Regions from separate parts of the Homo sapiens genome. Here region 2 is linked to region 1. Evidence: read pairs that join two places in POLR2A ChIA-PET (ENCODE). Cell type or tissue: IMR-90. All regions are shown on one strand. Links, peaks and the distances in the headings refer to the core of each region. The heading gives the core; the rest is flanking DNA.

Evidence for each region. Peaks named below come from ENCODE experiments on the same cell type or tissue, not always from the same donor. Only the 100,000 strongest peaks of a DNase experiment are listed, where the experiment ranks them.
Region 2: POLR2A ChIA-PET joins it to region 1 with 12 read pairs; 2 of 35 experiments call an interaction of 5 or more read pairs at or near these places.

Annotation. Positions count from the first base shown.
Region 1 is chr17:83,008,082-83,016,529 of GRCh38, reverse strand. QTGAL (queuosine-tRNA galactosyltransferase) reads left to right here. Exons shown (of 13, transcript NM_001009905.3): 5 at 2,011-2,076. Among named protein-coding and RNA genes, the nearest start is that of QTGAL, 39 kb to the left of the region's middle. RefSeq lists an enhancer at 5,821-6,343. In IMR-90, for the core only: no CTCF peak of the experiment used is centred there; DNase peaks (open chromatin) are centred at 3,469 and 6,079; H3K27ac peaks cover 601 bases.
Region 2 is chr17:82,928,377-82,936,824 of GRCh38, reverse strand. TBCD (tubulin folding cofactor D) reads right to left here. Exons shown (of 39, transcript NM_005993.5): 31 at 7,554-7,712; 32 at 7,325-7,463; 33 at 6,182-6,303; 34 at 4,090-4,167. Among named protein-coding and RNA genes, the nearest start is that of ZNF750, 93 kb to the right of the region's middle. In IMR-90, for the core only: no CTCF peak of the experiment used is centred there; DNase peaks (open chromatin) are centred at 3,954 and 4,944; H3K27ac peaks cover 1,201 bases.

The DNA of each region.
Region 1 (8,448 bases), core at 138-8,137:
TCCTCTTCTGCCCTCTTCCCTCCTCCCTCCATCCCTTCTCACTCCTCCATTCTCCACCCTCCTTTATTCTCTTCTCTCTGCCCTCCTCCCACTTCCCCTCTGTCCCCAGCCTCCTCTCTTCAGCCCCACTAGGTTCCTCTCGGCTTCCCTCAGCATGGTTCGTTGGATGATCTGAATGTCCTAAGGCCGTTTTGCGGGAATAAGAGACATAAATATGGGTATTTTAGTTCATCTTAGCGTTCAACTTAAAAACAGATATCCTTCCAATGACATTATTCTTATTTCTGCTATTGAGTACATTTGTACCTTTTACTCATGTACTTAAACCTTTGCTGTTCTTCCACTTAATTTTTTTATCATGAGATAGAATACACCCACAGAAAAATGCACAAAACATAAATATCCATTAATTTACAAGTTAATTATGAAGCAAATATTTGTGTAGCTACCACTCGATCAATAAATGCTTATGGCCGGCACCTTAAAGGGACTGTCCCACCCATGCCCCCACCTCGACTTCCCCCCAAAAAGTGACCACTCTTCTGATCTTCAAGGTTATAATGTTGTTGCTTTTCTTTATGGTTTATATCCGTGGTCCCCAGCCTTTTTGGCACCAGGGACAGGTTTTGTGGAAGACAATGTTTTCACAGACCGATGGTGGGGGGGCGTGGTTTTGGGATGAAACAGTTCCACCTCAGGCCGTCAGCATTAGTTAGATGCTCATAAGGAGTCTGTGACCTGGATTCCTCGCGTGTGCAGTTCACAGTAGGGTTTGCGCTCCTGTGAGGGTCTAATGCAGCCGCTGCTCTGACAGGAGGGGCAGCTCAGGCCGTGACGCTCGCCCGGCCGCCGCTCACTCCTGCTGTGTGGCCTGGTCCATGGCGCGGCACCAGCCCGCTTCCCCGGGAATTGGGACCCTGGTACACACTGTGTGTGCATTTCTTAAATAATATGGTTTATTTGGCTTGGTTTTGAATTTAAATAAGGGGAAAATACCATGTATATTCTTGTGTCTTGCTTCTTTCACTGAACATTAGGCTTGTGAAATTTCTGTTGTGTTCAGCTGCTGAATGGCATTTGAAAATAACATGCACAATTCATGTATCTGCTATTCTCACTCACTGGGTTCTTTCCACATTTGAATGAGCTGCCGTGAGCATGTCTGTGTGTGTGAGTAGGGCTTTTCCTACCCAAGTAGTCAGACGTCAGGGTCTTAGGGAAGTGCATCTTCAGCTTTGCTGGAAGATGCCAGACGGTCCCCTCCACAGTGGTGGCAGGTCCTCACCGCAGACGGTCCCCTCCACAGTGGTGGCAGGTCCTCACCGCAGATGGTCCCCCTCCACAGTGGTGGCAGGTCCTCACCGCAGACGGTCCCCTCCACAGTGGTGGCAGGTCCTCACCGCAGACGGTCCCCCTCCACAGTGGTGGCAGGTCCTCACCGCAGACGGTCCCCTCCACAGTGGTGGCAGGTCCTCACCGCAGACGGTCCCCTCAACAGTGGTGGCAGGTCTTCACTGCAGACGGTCCCCCTCCACAGTGGTAACAGGTCCTCATCGCAGCCAGCAGTGCATGGGAGCTCTTGTTCTGCCTAATTAAGTACACTTGGAATTGTCAGCATTTTTTATTTTTCCTTCTCCGCTGCATAACTAATTGCATTTCTCTGATGGCTGACGAGGTTGTTGGTCCACTGGAAATCCTCTTGTCTGAATGGCCTGTTCAAGGCCCTTGCCTGTTTTGCTGTTGGATTGTCTATCGTTTTCTTACTTATTTGTAGGAATTGCTTTATGTGAGTTTAAAATATGTTCTTGGGGCTGAGCATGGTGGCTCAAGCCTGTAATCCCAACTCTTTGGGAGGCTGAGGCGAGAGGATCAGTTGAAGCCGGGAGTTTGAGGCTGCAGTGAGCTATGATTGTGCCGTTGCACTCCAGCCTGGGCAATAAAGCGGGACTGTATTAGTCTATGCATCAATCAATGCAAACAAACAAACGGAAAGTGTGTTCTTTACTGCAGGATGACGTCATGATGCCCCAGCGGGTGAGGCTGCAACACGAGGCTGCCGTTCAGCACCCGTCGAGCGTAAGTACTGGCCTCCTTAGTGTCGTTACTACCTTTAGTGAAATTACCACTGTGGTTTTTTAAATAAAGAGTTTTCCTAGGGGTGGAAAGAATCAGGCTATGGTGAGACTGTCAAGTCACGGAGAGGGATCTGTGGCTGGCATGTCTCTGAGCCCTGGAGGGTGTTTTCCTTTGGAGAAAAACATGCCCCTGATTTTTCTCCTGTTATTTTCGTAGGGTGCAAAGGTGGTTGTGTTGTTTGTTTTTAATCAGCGTTTTAGAAGCTGAGCGCCTTAGACATGAAAACACAGGCTGAGAGCTATACCGTGTTCACAGTTAAACGTTTTTCTTATTTAGACGATCTTAAATTACGGTTTTTATCTTTAGAACGGCTTCTCAGTTGCCCCTCCAAAGCCAGGCTTCCTGGGGCCCCTCCTCAGCCCAGCAGTGCCCCGTGGGCTCCTCCGCCCAGTGGGGAGGAAGCACAGCAGTGCCCCGTGGGCTCCTCCATCCCCCACCGCAGATGGTGGGGACACATGGCCCAGGGATCCCTGGAGCTGGTGTCTCAGCCACCGCGAGGCTCCTGCTGGCTTCAGGGAAGGTGACTGTGTCCTCAGAGATCTCGCTCAAGTTTTAGAAGACTTTGAATCACAGCGGTGATCACTTGGGTTTTAACACTGAGGGATCCATAACTGTCCAGCGCCCACAGTGTCCGTCCCCCGGGCAGTTTGGCGCTCACCCTGGACAGGCCCCTCTGCCCTCCCCCCGCGGGGCTGTGCGTCGTGGGCACGTGTGCGGTTGGGTCACCACACGGTTCAGTCACGGCCGGCTCTGGTCACATCCTGGTCAGGTCACAGACGGGCCTGGTCACGGCAGGGTCTGGCCCACACGGCGCTGGGAGCCCAGCTCCCCACAGAGTGGGTGCTCGTGACAGTTCACCCTGTGGGGGGTCGGGCAGGGGGGCAAGGGCAGGACGGGTGTGCTGGGGGCGTCTGAAGGGGAGGGCCTGGGTGTTGGAACCAGAGGGGGTTGGGAGGGGGGAAAGGGTGTGGGGGTTTGGGGGGGCAGCATTGAGGGGGAGGGGGGTTGGGATGGGGGCAGGGCTGGTGCGCTGGGGGTGGGCGGTGCTGGGGGTGCAGCCGGCTGCACGGAGGTTTGCGTCTCACGTGAGGCAGGAGACAGACTGAGACACAGGCCACCTTCTCGGGTGCAGAGGGCCCCACACGGTTGCCTCCTTTGGGGGTGTGTCAGGTCCTGGGGCTCAGTGGCCCCAGCGTGGCTGCAGGGCCTTCTGTGGGGGCACATTTTCTGTGAGGGCAGGAGAGAGCTCTGTGGCTTGTAGCAGATTCTTAAAAGGGTCACGTGTTTGCAAAGTTTAGGAACCGCAAATATGTCTGAATGTTTCTCCGTAGCAACCACAAATACGTGTGAGAGTGTGACAGCATATCCATGGCAATCGGGGCCACAGGCTCCGGAAGTCAGTTTCTGGAAGTTTACAGGCATGGACTGCCTGGGAGAGACGTCCGAGAGTGTCTGCTTGTCGGGTGGGACGGGGGGCCCGGGGATCTAGGGATTAGGGGTGATTTCTACCCCAGCCACAGGTGCTGTGGGGTTTCAGTCATGTGGAAACAGAGAGTGATCACAGACGGTTTTTCCAGTCCAGTTCCTTTGTGGGGAATAGGGGGAAAATGGGGGAAAATGTCCTTCGGGATGGACTTCTGTGGACAGTTTATGTGAGGAAAGTGCAGAGTCTGGGGTTTCCAGGAGGGCCTTTTGCAGAGGTGTGAGATATCGCACATGGAGGCTGGAGAGGAAAGGGGCGTCCCTGCCACGTTAGCTGCCCAACGGCTCCCTTTGCGTCCCTGCAGCTGTGTGGTCCTGTGGACTGGAAGGTGGAGCAGACCCTGTGCCGGCCCGTGAGCTGGAAACCGTGGCTGGACTGAGCCGTCCGTATGTGAGGTGCCACAGCGATTTTTACACAGCTAGAAATGACAGTTGCCAGCTATTTAGAATCAATCATACAGACGTCTAAGGAATTTTGTTAGGAGTGTTGACATTTTAGTGGAGGAGATACTTTCAGATGTTTTCATTTCCATACTGAAAAACAAGCCCAGATTGGCTTCATTAATGGAGTTGCCTTTGGCAGTTCTTCGTGGCATGTGTTCAAACGAGCTGGGAGACTTATGGATACGAGGAGTTCGTGGCGTGTGTTCAAACGAGCTGGGAGACTTATGGATACGAGGAGTTCGTGGCGTGTGTTCAAACGAGCTGGGAGACTTATGGATACGAGGAGTTCGTGGCGTGTGTTCAAACGAGCTGGGAGACTTATGGATACGAGGAGTTCGTGGCGTGTGTTCAAACGAGCTGGGAGACTTATGGATACGAGGAGTTCGTGGCGTGTGTTCAAACGAGCTGGGAGACTTATGGATACGAGGAGTTCGTGGCGTGTGTTCAAACGAGCTGGGAGACTTATGGATACGAGGAGTTCGTGGCGTGTGTTCAAACGAGCTGGGATACTTATGGATACGAGGAGTTCGTGGCGTGTGTTCAAACGAGCTGGGATACTTACGGATACCAGGAGTTCGTGGCGTGTGTTCAAACGAGCTGGGATTCCCCACAGGAATGTGGGGAAAATGCACATGGTCAGTTTGTCTTAATTGTAATAAGACAAGCTTAATTTCCATTTTCATCGATGATTTTAAACCTTTTTCTTGCTACTCTTCTCACTGCCTTCGCTGATGCTCTGTTGTGCACTTGGGAGAGAAGCTTCTGCTCCAGGTGCCTCCTCTTTTCCCAATGGCGCGGTTAGGTGGAGCGTCCACCCCGTTTCTCCACGTCGAAGCTCTTCTGGAGGAAGCTTAGGGATGTCATCACAGTTTTGTTTCACTAAAACAAAGTCAGCTTTAGAAAGGCTGTTATTGCGTGGCTGGATTTTTTAGAAATCATGACCTACAAAAATCTTAATTTGCAGTTGCTGGTTCGTGGTTACGTGAATTACATTGTGTAGTTTGTCCTGAGAGAATGAAATAAACGCTGAGATACTTGTACTTGGTCGTTGTTTTCTTAAGATCTTTTACAAGAAACCAGCTAATTAGGAAGGACCTTTGATGGCGGCTTTCATAAATCGTGCATTTGCATGTAGATAAATCACTGCAGAACTTTAGGAATCCTGCATGTAGAGCATCGTTATCCAAGGTTAGCAAGAACAGGGAACCCGCATTGCGCCCTGTAACTTGCCCCCGTTCCTGAGGGCCAGCCAACCCCCGTCCTTCCTCCTCCTCTCGCCCCGGCTGACCCTTGGATTCCTGACACTGTGCACCCTGTGGTTTCCCACCTCTGTGCCTGGGCTCAGGAGACATCGGAGAGGAAAGCCTGCATTCTTGGTCACCTCTAGACCACCCCAGACCAAACACGAAGGCTGCCCTGGCTCCACCCAGCTCCTTTCCAGAGCTGATCTCTGTTCCCAACGTTCAAGACCAGTCCTCGGGGTACAGCCCCGTGAGGGCAGGTGCTCCACCTTAGGGTACAGCCTCACCCACCCTCGTGCACTGGGATGGAGCATGCAGGGAGGTGTAGGGAAGCGACGCGGAGGAACAAAGACGGGAGGGTTCCTGTGAAGCAGCCTGGGCCACAGCTTGCCTGTCGGGGGAATGGGTGGAGCCGCCGTGCCCTGCATCCTGGGCGCCGTTCCCCGCTCCTTGCCTGTGCCAAGCCATAATCATCCAGACGGCACGGCAGCCGACTCTCCCTGCTTCCACTTCTGCCCCCACAAGAAGCTGCGTGTTAACTTAAATAAACAGGACTTCCAGGTGTTCTGTTTAAATGAAGTCCGCGGTGCACTCTGCAGCCTTTGTCTGAGGAAGTCCCAGAGCACAGGGCTGGGGCGTCAGCCCCTCTGCACATGCAGCCTGGGAGGGCCACGGCCCCCAGCCCTGTGAGCCCATGCCCAGACCGGTGTGTGACTTCCCAAGCTGGAAGGGGCAGAACATGCCAGACTGGGCCTTGGAGAGGCAGAAGCTGTTGCAGTGACTGACTCAGCTCTTGAAGTTGGAGTGCTTGTGGGCTCTCCTCTGACCGTGCTCTTCGCTCCGGGGGCAGGGAGTGACAGGGTCACACTGGACGGCTGCCTCCGGGCTCTGCTGGGCTGTAGTTCGGGCTGTCAGGCCTGGGTGCTCCTCCTTCACCTTCGCCTTCAACATCGCTGCTCAGGAGTGGCGGCCGAAGCCCCCGGTGCTGGTGACTCTGGACCCTGGGGCGTGGCTCAGCAGCAGCAGTGCTGGAGAAGAGCCGCCTGCCTGGTGGTTGAACGAGCTCCCCAGGCACCCCTGGCTGCCCACAGCACCCCACACCAGGGGCCCCCGCAGCCCCCCCCACACCAGGGTCCCCTGCAGCTCCACACACCAGGGGCCCCCACAGCCCCCCCAGCCCCCCGCCGGGCAGCCCCCCCACACCAGGGGCCCCCACAGCCCCCCAACACCAGGGGCCTCCACAGCTCCCTTCCCCCACAGCTCCCCTCCCCCACAGCCCCCCTCCCCCACAGCAGTGGACGGCAAGTCGTTCACTCCAAGGCAGTGGCCCCAGGGAGCTGATGTTAGTGTCAAAAATGCAACTGGTTTCTTTTCTTTCCTTCAGTGTAATTCAGAAGCTGACTTCTTGAGTCTGTGCCAGAAACGTGTCTTTCTGGGAAGGGGCCCTTCTGAGCTCTCTGCGTTCATTTGCCTCCCGCCTCAGCCCGGCCCCTCCTTCCTCCCTCGCACCCAGCACCATGCACCGAGGGCACCTCACCTGGGTTCACCCAGACACGCTTGACCCTCCTGCGCTGCCCATCGAAGGTCTCGCCCCTTTGCCGTCTTCAGGACTCGGCCTCTGTGGCGAATCCACGGGGAGTCTGAGCTGCAGCCCCAGCAGCCCTGACCTTCTTGCCACCGTCTTTAGAGCCAAGGGCCCTGCAAACTGTGCCAGGCCGTGCAGTGGGGGGACTCACCTCGTGGGTCTCAGTTCCTTTCTGTGTGGGGGGCTTACCTCATGAATCTGAGTTACTTTTTTTTTTTGAGATGGAGTCTTGCTCCGTTGCCCAGGCTGGAGTGCAGGGGTACGGTCTCGGCTCACTGCAACCTCCGCCTCCCAGGTTCAAGTGATTCTCCTGCCTCAGCCTCCTGAGTAGCTGGGATTACAGGTGTGCGCCACCACGCCCGGCTAATTTTTTTGTATTTTTAGTAGAGATAGGGTTTCACCATGTTGGTCAGGCTGGTCTCGAACTCCTGACCTCGTGATCCACCCGCCTCTGCCTTCCAAAGTGCTGGGATTACAGGTGTGAGCCACTGCGCCCAGCCCTGAGTTACGTTCCAGCCCTGAGTTACGTTTTATGATGGGGGACTCACCTCGAGGGTGTGAGTTTCCTTCTGTGTGATGGGTTCACTTGGGAGTGTGAGTTTCCTTCTGTGTGATGGGTTCACCTGGGGGTGTGAGTTTCCTTCTGTGTGATGGGTTCACCTTGCAAGTCTGAGTTTCCGTCTTTGTGGGTCAGGAAGGGCCGCTTGTCTCCATTCGCAGGCATCCTCACCTCTGGACTGCCGGGCTGGGATCATCTCGAGCCCGCACACTCGTTCGGCGGCAGGGATCCGGGCTGGGATCATCTGGAGCCTGCGCACTCGCTCGGCGGCAGGGATCCTGGCTGGGATCATCTGGAGCCCGCGCACTCGCTCAATGGCAGGGATCCGGGCTGGGCGCTTTCTCTCCACGAAGCTGCTCAGGCTTCCTCGCAGCATGGTGGCTGCAAGAACAAGTGTCCAGGAGAGCCTGCCAGAAGCTGCGTTGCCTTTGACAATGTAGCCCCAGAGCACCGTGTCACGTGGTGTCATGCTGACCCCAGATTTGAGGGGAGGGAGCGCAGACCTCACCTCTCAGTGCTTGAGGGTCGATGGCCATGTGAGGAGGGCAGGCAGGGAGGGACTGTGGCAGGCAACTTAGGGAGCACAGCCCCCCGTGTCCCCTCACACCTCCCTTCTGTCAGTATCCTATTCCTTTCAACGTTCTGACTCTTTTTTTCGGTGGAATTGCCAGATCCTGGTGGTCCCCGTATAAATTCAGAAAGAGTTCCAAGATTGCTTGTTGGGATCAACTCCAGCGGCCTGCGCTTTCTGCTCCGCCTGTTGGCACAGAGGCTTTCAAATGAATTAGCTCACAACACTTCTCGAAAGCCTTGAAAGTGGCTTCTTCTAGGAACCTGGAGAAAGTTAGCCAGCCTCTCAGGCCAGCGCACAGGCCTCTCATTCACATCTGCTCACTGGGTCCAGGCCCTGTGCTAGGTGCGGTGCCCACAAAAGCTCCTGCCCTGAGAATCTGACGTCTCGGTGCAGGATTAAGCGCATAGCGCACCTCTTCCCTGCGCCT
Region 2 (8,448 bases), core at 391-8,390, 80 kb after region 1:
AGCAGGGACAAGGGCTGAGGCTTGGTGCTGACAAAGGCACAGCCCTGATGAGCAGCTCTGAGAGGGCACCTGGAAGGCCACTCCAGGGAGGAGAAGGTGCGCACCTCCCTCTCTCAGTGGGGAATGCAGCCAAGCTCCAGCCACCCAACAGGCCAGGAAACCCTCACTGCTGACCGTGAGTCAAGGAGACCCCAGGCTGCTGCTACCCTCTCCTCAGGTGCCCAGAAAAGGCAAACTAAGGTCCTGCCTGCCAAAGCACAGGCTTAGCCCAGACCTCGGCTTGCTCTGAGGTGCGACCCCTCAAACGCAACGTCCCGAGAGAACACAATACCAGACAAGTAAGAAGACAAAGAAACCCGCTCAGGTTGCAACTCAGACACACCCAGCCAAACAGGCAGGAAAAGAGCATTCAAGAGGATGAACACCGGGCACGGAAGGAAGGGCCGCAGGGAACGGCGAAGCGGAAAGCGCTACAAGCAGACGTGGAAACACGCGAGACAAAAAACCTACACCTGAAAAGACGCAAAACTCCACAATAAGAATTCCACAAATCACAGTTAAAAGTCATTTAGAGACATCTTCAGAGAGAATCAGCAGCTGGCAGGCGGGCCAAAGGTAATGAAGCAAAGAGAGAGGGAAAAGACGTGTGAAAATTGCAGAGGGGGTGACCGAGGGAAACACGTGAGCGTGATAATGACAGAAAAACCAGGGAAGGAGCAAACCTGGGCAGGGGGTGGGAAACCCGGGCCGTTTCCAGGGAGCACAGGCAGACTCAGAGGTAACACTCAAAAGCAACAACAGAAGCAAGGAGGAAGTGGGAAAATATTTTTAATGTGCTACAACGAAACAGCTGCCTGAATTCTATATACCCTCTGAAAATAATCTGCACATAAAATGGGAAAGCTTCACCGCAGCAGACCCCACTCGAGGAAATCCAAGGGAGTGTGCTCTAGGGAGAGGGAATGTGAACCCCGATGGGGGGGGTCCCAAAAGCAGTAAGTGATGAGAGACAAAGAAAGTAAAAACGTGGAAAATTCAAAGTAACGCAAATTACACATACCACAATGAACAGGAAAGTACGTACATCTAAGACAAAATATCCGACAATAGCAGCACATAACTCAAGACGGAAGCACGCGGAACCAACACGTTCTAATATCCTTGCTATTGTCCAATAAGGACAAAATGCTGAAAACTGGACTTCGCTAAGAATACGTGGTGTCATTTCTAATTTCTAGGGTAAGCGTTAACAGAAAAAAGTAAAATGTCCCAAACAAATATATGAAAACAATGGAATGACAAAAGCAATTCTACTAATCCAACAAAAAGCACAGGTGGGGGCGGGGAGGGGGCACTGGGAACGCAGCACAGGGAAAAGTCCTGTGAGTGGCAGGCTGAGAACCAAGGGGATTATAAAGGTCATGAAGGAGGCAGGTAAAAGCTACAGGCTGAATTTTTACAAAACCATACACTGTTCTAAGAGAGGCGTACAAAAACATACATGTATGAAGATACTGAAAGTAAAACGATGGAAAAAAGTATACAGTTCAAAGTCAAGTGAAGCAAGACAAAGAATGAGTGGAGCAAAAAGCATCCTAGAAATGGGTGATAAGGGCAAGATTCAGCCCACAAACACGCTTCAAAATCTGAAAAGCCAAAACTGACAAAACTGTAGAGAGAAATACAAAGCTGTATTCATAGCAGGACATGGCAGGAGGTATTTTCTCTACCATCCTATCTTGGAAAAAAAATTTTTTTTTTGAAACAGAGTCTGGCTGTGTTGCCCAGGCTGGAGCACAGTGGCTCAATCTCAGCTCACGGCAACCTTCGCCTCCCAGGCCCAAGCCGTACAGGCACCACCACACCCGGCTAATGTTTTTGTATTTTTTGTAGAGATGGGGTTTCACCAAGTTGGCCAGGCTGGTCTCAAACTCCGGAGCTCAAGTGATCCACTCGCCTTGGCCTCCCAAAGTGCTGGGATTACAGGCGTGAGCCATGGCGCCCAGGCTTATTTTGAAATTTTTAAGCCAGAAAAATATATGTCAATATTTTAGGCCAGGTACGGTGGCTCACGCCTATAATCCCAGCACTTTGGGAGGCAGAAGTGGGCAGATCACCTCAGGTCGGGAGTTCGAGACCAGCCTGACCAACATGGTGAAACCCCATCTCTACTAAAAATACAAAATTACCTGGGCATGGTAGCACATGCCTGTAATCCCAGCTACTAGGGAGGCTGAGGCAGGAGAATCACTTGAACCCAGGAGGCAGAGGTTGCAGTGAGCTGAGATCGCACCAATTCACTCCAGTCTGGGCAACAACAGCAAAACTCCATCTCAAAAAAAAAATTTAAATGGAGTATTTAGCATTGTATTAAAGGATAATACGCCACAACCGAGCTGGGTGCACCTGTGAACATGGAGGCTGTTCCAACAGCAGGTGTAAGAAGGTCAGTCAGTGATGCCCCATTAAGAAATTAAAAGGGGAAACCCTTCAATGCTGTTAGATTTAAAAACATGTGCAGCGTCCAGCAAAGATGGAGCAACAGAGACCAGATCTGCCTCCCGCCCGAAGGTTAAGGCAGAGCCAAGTCCAGCAGGTGGCAGACTCCAGCGGGAAGCCCGTGGTGAGAAGCGGGAAATTCCAAGTCTGCAGAGCTCGCTCAGGTTCTGAGCACCAGAGGGGGCTTCCTGGGGGCCGCTGAGGACTAACCTGGGCCTGGGTCAGCCAGTACCTGAGTACGAGGACGCTGTCCAAGGCTGGGGACGAACCACCCAAAAGATGGCCAGAAGCCCCGGCACTGCCCCAGCAGCGGTGGGAAGGGAAGCGCCAGGGAGCAGAGACCTTAAAGGGGCAGAAAACCCTGGAGACCAGCACAGCTCTGGGTCCACCTGACAGCTTAAGAGTAGCGCCCAAGCCAGGCTCAGTGGCTCACGCCTGTAATCCCAGCACTTTGGGAGGCCGAGGTGGGCAGGTCACTTGAGGTCAGGAGTTCGAGACCAGCCTGACCAATGTGGTGAAACCCTGTATCTACTAACAATACAAACAATCAGCCAGGTGTGATGGTGCACAGCTGTAATCTCAGCTACTCAGAAGTCTGCGAGAGAACTGCTTGAACCCGGGACGGGGTTGCGGTGAGCTGAAATCGAGCCACTGCACTACACCCTGGGCAACAGAGCAAGACTCCATCTCAAAACAAACAAAAAAAAAGCAGTGCCCCCAAAAACAGACCACGCTGTCTCCGGATGACCCAACGTGCCCCAGATACAAATATATCCAGGCCAGACGCAGTGGCTCACACCTGTAATCCTAGCACTTTAGGAGGCCAAGGCAGGCACTTGGGGCCAGGAGTTCAAGACCAGCCTGGGAAACATAGTGAAATCCTGTCTCTACTAAAAATACAAACATTAGCCGTACATTAGACTACAGCGCATGCCTGTAGTCCCAGATACTTGGGAGGCTGAGGTAGAGGCTGCAGTGAGCTGTGATTGTGCCACTGCACTCCAGCCTGGGAAACAGAGCTAGACCCTGTCTCAAAAAAAAAAAAAAAAAAAGACTGGCCCAACACGGTGAAATTCAATGAAGCAAGAAAATATGGCAGCAACGAGATGACCACTCAGAGCCAACAACCCAGCTGAGACCAGCCTGGGGCATCCGCGTGGCGCAGAAGCAAGGAGCTCCAATCTCCTGGGCAAGTCCTCGCCAGGTCACCGGCCTCTGCCCTCTCCCCTGCGAGTCTCATCCCCGTACAGCCGAGGCCCCTTCAGGCCCTGCGGCTCCCAGCACAACCCTGAGGCCCACCCCTGGCCCGGTGGGATAGCTGGGGGGAGAGTGCACAGCAGGGCCCCCGCCTCAGCCCCAGATGGGGCTGACTGCACTTACAGTCATAATATGTCATTATGTAAATATGTTATTATTGCGTTATTTTGAGGGCCAGCTGTGATGACGGTATTTACAGTCACCATAACTGACCCAGAACGCACTGGAAGATCATTTCCTGGAATTCTGATCTCTGTGTCTGATGACTTTTTCTTTAATACATGAGCTACTTAGGCTTAATCGGAAAGGAAGTCATGAAAAGCAGAGCCTCACTCCTCCTCCGTGGTGAAGATGTCGAAGCAGCCGTGGGTGAGCACGTGGTCCAGCGTCTTCAGCAGCGGCACGGACACCCTGAGGGGAGAAGGAGCTGTGAGACCCTGGACACCAGCAACAAGGACGCCCAACTCCCTGAATGGCTGAGAGTCAGCAGGATCCCAGTGGAAAGCGACAAGCCCCCTTTATAATTTACGTGGAAACGCAAAGCTTCAGGAAAAGACAAAACAACTGTGGAAAGAAGAAACAAGGCTGGAGGCTGACGCTGAACTTCGAAAATGATGGTAAAGTGGAAGGGATAGAAACAGCACGGCCCTGGTGCAAAGTGAAGCAAACACGTCGGGCACAGGAGAGTCCAAAGTAAACCCACAGTTTCTTACAAAGCTGCAACGGCAATGCAGCGGAGAGGGGAGCCCTCCCAGCAATTGGGGTGGGCACCGCTGGGCGTCAAGGTGCCTGTGCCGACGCTATACCATGTAAGAAACCTCACTCAAGACGCGTCCCAGGTCTAAATACACAACCCAAAACTATAAATCTTCTAGGACAAAACAGAAAATCTCAGTGACCACGGATTAGGCAAGCTGTCTTAGACACACCAGAAAAATCTGTGCCTCAGAGAACAAGGGGAGATGCTGGGACGTGAGGAAAGTGTGAGGCCCCCGCTCGGTGCGTGAAAGGACAGGCAGGGAGAAAACACCCTCAAGTCACATGTGTGACAAGGGAGGATCAGACCACAACAGTCAGGGAAGGAGAACAGAAAAAAATGAAGACACTTCTCCAAAGAGAATATAAAACAGCAACGCGCCAGTGAGAGTGACCTCAGACAGCATCAGCAGAAAGACATGACACGTGGGCGTTCTGGAAACCCTCCAGCAGCTTTCCAAAGCTAGACATTCGCCTCTGTGTGAGCCAGCCTGCGGCGCCTCGGTATTTACCCCACAGAAAAGGAGGCTGGGGAGGTCCCCTCTGGGCGACAGGAGCATCAGGAGAGCTTTAGCACAGGCCGACTAACACACAGGAGAGCTGGGCTCCGCAGCCCACAGAGAGGGAGGCCCAGCTGTGCACACCTACCCACAGGCTCGCACACACAGACTGCCTGCAGCTCTACCAGCAACAGCCCCGATGCGGCAACAACCAAAATGCCCACAGACAGATGCACTGTGGTGCCTCCACCAACAGACACGACTGGTCAGCAAGGAGGAATGAGCGAACGGCAAGGCGGAATGAGCGACCGGCACGGAGGAATGAGCGACCGGCACGCGGCCCAGCGCCTCAAGTGACCATGGGCTGAGGCTATGGTGACGCAGGTCAGGGGCACGGACTCGAAGGGCTGGGAGGAAACCTTGGGCTGGAGCCCACCGTCCTGACTGGGGAAGATTTTAAGGGTGGACACCTATCAAAATCGATCGAACTGCCCCTTTATGTGCAGCTGATTATAGTCGTAACGAGAAAAGAAAACATGGCTGGGCCGAGTTCCTGTTTGCCGAGAGCGGCATCTGTGCTCTCATGGGAGAGGCTGCCGAGGCCCCGCCCGAGGGGACACCAGGCCCGTGTCCTCGTCCTCGCACATGCTGGGAACAACCCTTCCAGAGGATGTTCCCAATTCTGAGGTCAAGGCCCACAGGGTCTATACTCTGCCTCCATGTAAAGCCAGAAACTTCTAGAAAGCAGCGATGTTTCTCACTTGACATTCCATCCTCAGGAACACAGAGCTCTCACTTGCCGGGTGGCTGATGAGCGTCCGCAAGCACGTCCGTGGGAGCACCAAGCTGGAGGAGCTCCCACAACGCCTTCCTACACACAGGGACCACCTTGTACTCATACTACCTTTACGTCCATTGTACACACAACGGTCATTTCCCTGCCTCATGTGGAGGCTAGAAGAGGAGGCGCAGGGGCTGAGGCCTGGCCGCCCGGAGAACCATATGCTGCAGGCACATCTTCCTCGCTGAGCCACCAACTGGTACAGCGTGTGTCTCGCTTCTCCCTTCAGACCCCAGACAGACCCTGCGAGACCCCGGGAATCTGTGGGAACGTGGTGAGAGGCACCAGCACCACTCACGCCTCTGAGGCCCCAAGAGACACCACTCACCTCTCATTCAGAAGGTTGTCCTCAAAGATCTGCAGAAGGGTCCCGCTGAAGCTGCCCAGGGCCTGCGGGTCGCTCTGAATGCCCTTCATGTACTCAAAGAGGCTCTGGGTGGAGTGCCGGATCTGCAACACGGAGACACCTCAGAAGGCAGTGGGACCCCCGAGCCTGCCACCCCTCAGGCTTGGCTACAGCCGGTCAAGCATCTGCTGAAGAGCAGAACTGCTCCGAGCTGCAGAGACGCGAAGGTCTGGCCCCAAGCGGCTGGTGCGGACGCCAGCACGGAGCCACTCACAGTGCAGACACCCGAAGCAGACACAAGGCTCTCGGCAACGGCAGCTCAGCCTGAGCCCTCACTTAGGACATGCGGGAGAGCACGTGACGAAAGGCTGCGGCCACTCACCTTGGGTTTCGCTCACGTTTCCCACTGAAGCGGGATTTGATAATCCCCGCAATTCCCGAGTGCAGAATGTCTCGGGGCCCCGCTCGCATGTGGCCCGGGTCTCCCCGCACGCGCCCGCACGGCGCAGAGGGCACCTCACGTCCTGGGGCCCGGGTCTCCCCGCACGCGCCCACACGGCGCAGAGGGCACCTCACGTCCTGTTACGTGTTTTCTAGGACTTAGCAGCTGTCACAGGGTTGCCACATAAAGCAGGTCATGACCCAAGGTGCAGGGGCCACGAGTGACAAGATGCAGAGAGGCCTTCAAGTTCCACAGCTCAGCCACAGACCAAGGCTCTGGAGACCCTCCCCACAGACATGAGAAGCTGGGCCTGGAGCCCTGAAAGTGGAGGGCGGAGGCCGATCTAGAACCTGATGGAGCCCAGGTACCCACATGCAGGCATCAGACACAGGTCCTGGAGGATTGAACCCCGAGGGGACGCTGGGAGCTCCAAGGCTGCGGCCGCAGGAAGAGAGTGGCGCTGGCCCTGTCCCACCTTCATCAGACTCAACCATCCCACAGGCCCTAAGCCTCCTGGGTCATGAGGAAGACACTGGGCCCCTGACCCCCTAACCAAATATGCCCGAGAGAGATAGAAAGCAATGGAAGAAAAGGCCCAGCTCCATACATGCTCCCAAGAGACAGGGAAGCACCAGGCACTCCTGGAGCCACCTCCTGCCCCAGCCAGCCCGACGCCTCCTCACCGTCGACTCCGTCAAGCCGCCCAGGGACACGACTAGCCCCAGCAGGACGTGGTAGCGGTAGGTGGGCAGCCCAAGGAGCTGGGTGATGCGTGGGAAGGCCTGGGAAGGTGCACTCCAGTTCACGGAGGCCACATCGGACCTGCAAGAGAGTGAGTGAGACAAGGCCGGGCTGCCAATGATCTCGCCATGGCTGCGGGGCCAGCACGGGGGGCCTACACCCCGACAGTACCTGGGAAACAGCTTTTCCAGTTCTCCTCGGTGGGGCACGTGGGGGATGGGAGGGCTGTCAAAGTGCAGGAGCGTCAGGAACACGCTGGCGGCGTGAGCACGGAAACGGTCAATCTTCTCACTGGCCTGCTGGGCCACACAGCACATGATGCGCTCACAGCTGCAAACCGAGAGCAGGAGGTAAACCAAGGGCGGGCGGTAAATTAAGAGCGGGCGGTAAACTGAGCACAGGCGGTCCGAGCCGTGACTCCAGCCCAAGCACCACGAGGACATGCGGGCTCCTCGGGACATGGTGGCTGAGTTGGCAGCTGACACCAGGACACTGGCTCGGAAGAACCACACTCCGTTACCTTCACATCCCAGGAGCCCAACCCTACAGGTGCGCAGCAAATACATGCTACGTACTTGTTACACATGTGCTACGTGTTACATGCGTGCTGATGAGGTCTTAGGGTTGAAGCAGGGACAACAAATAGGATTACAGGAGCGGGTGGAGAAGAGTGATGGGGACAGAGAGGCCGGGGATGGGGAGAGAGAAGCTGGGGCTGGGGAAGAGATGGGGAGGGGGAAAGAGAAAGAGGTGAGAACTAAGGAAATCAGGCCCTGGGATCCCCACGGCCGAGTGTCCCTGACAGAGAGACTGACAGCAAGGGCAGGGCCTGGACCCCCATGACTCAGTGCCCCCGACAGAGACCCGCAAGGGCAGGGCCTGGACCCCCTGACTGAGTGCCCCTGACAGAGATCCGCAAGGGCAGGGCCTGGACCTCCATGACTCAGTGCCCCCGACAGAGAGACCGACAGAAAGGGCAGGGCCTGGGGGTACCCACAACCCCGTGCCCCCGACAGAGACACACAGCAAGGGCAGGCCCCAATGGCAGCCTCAGGTGCAGGGAACT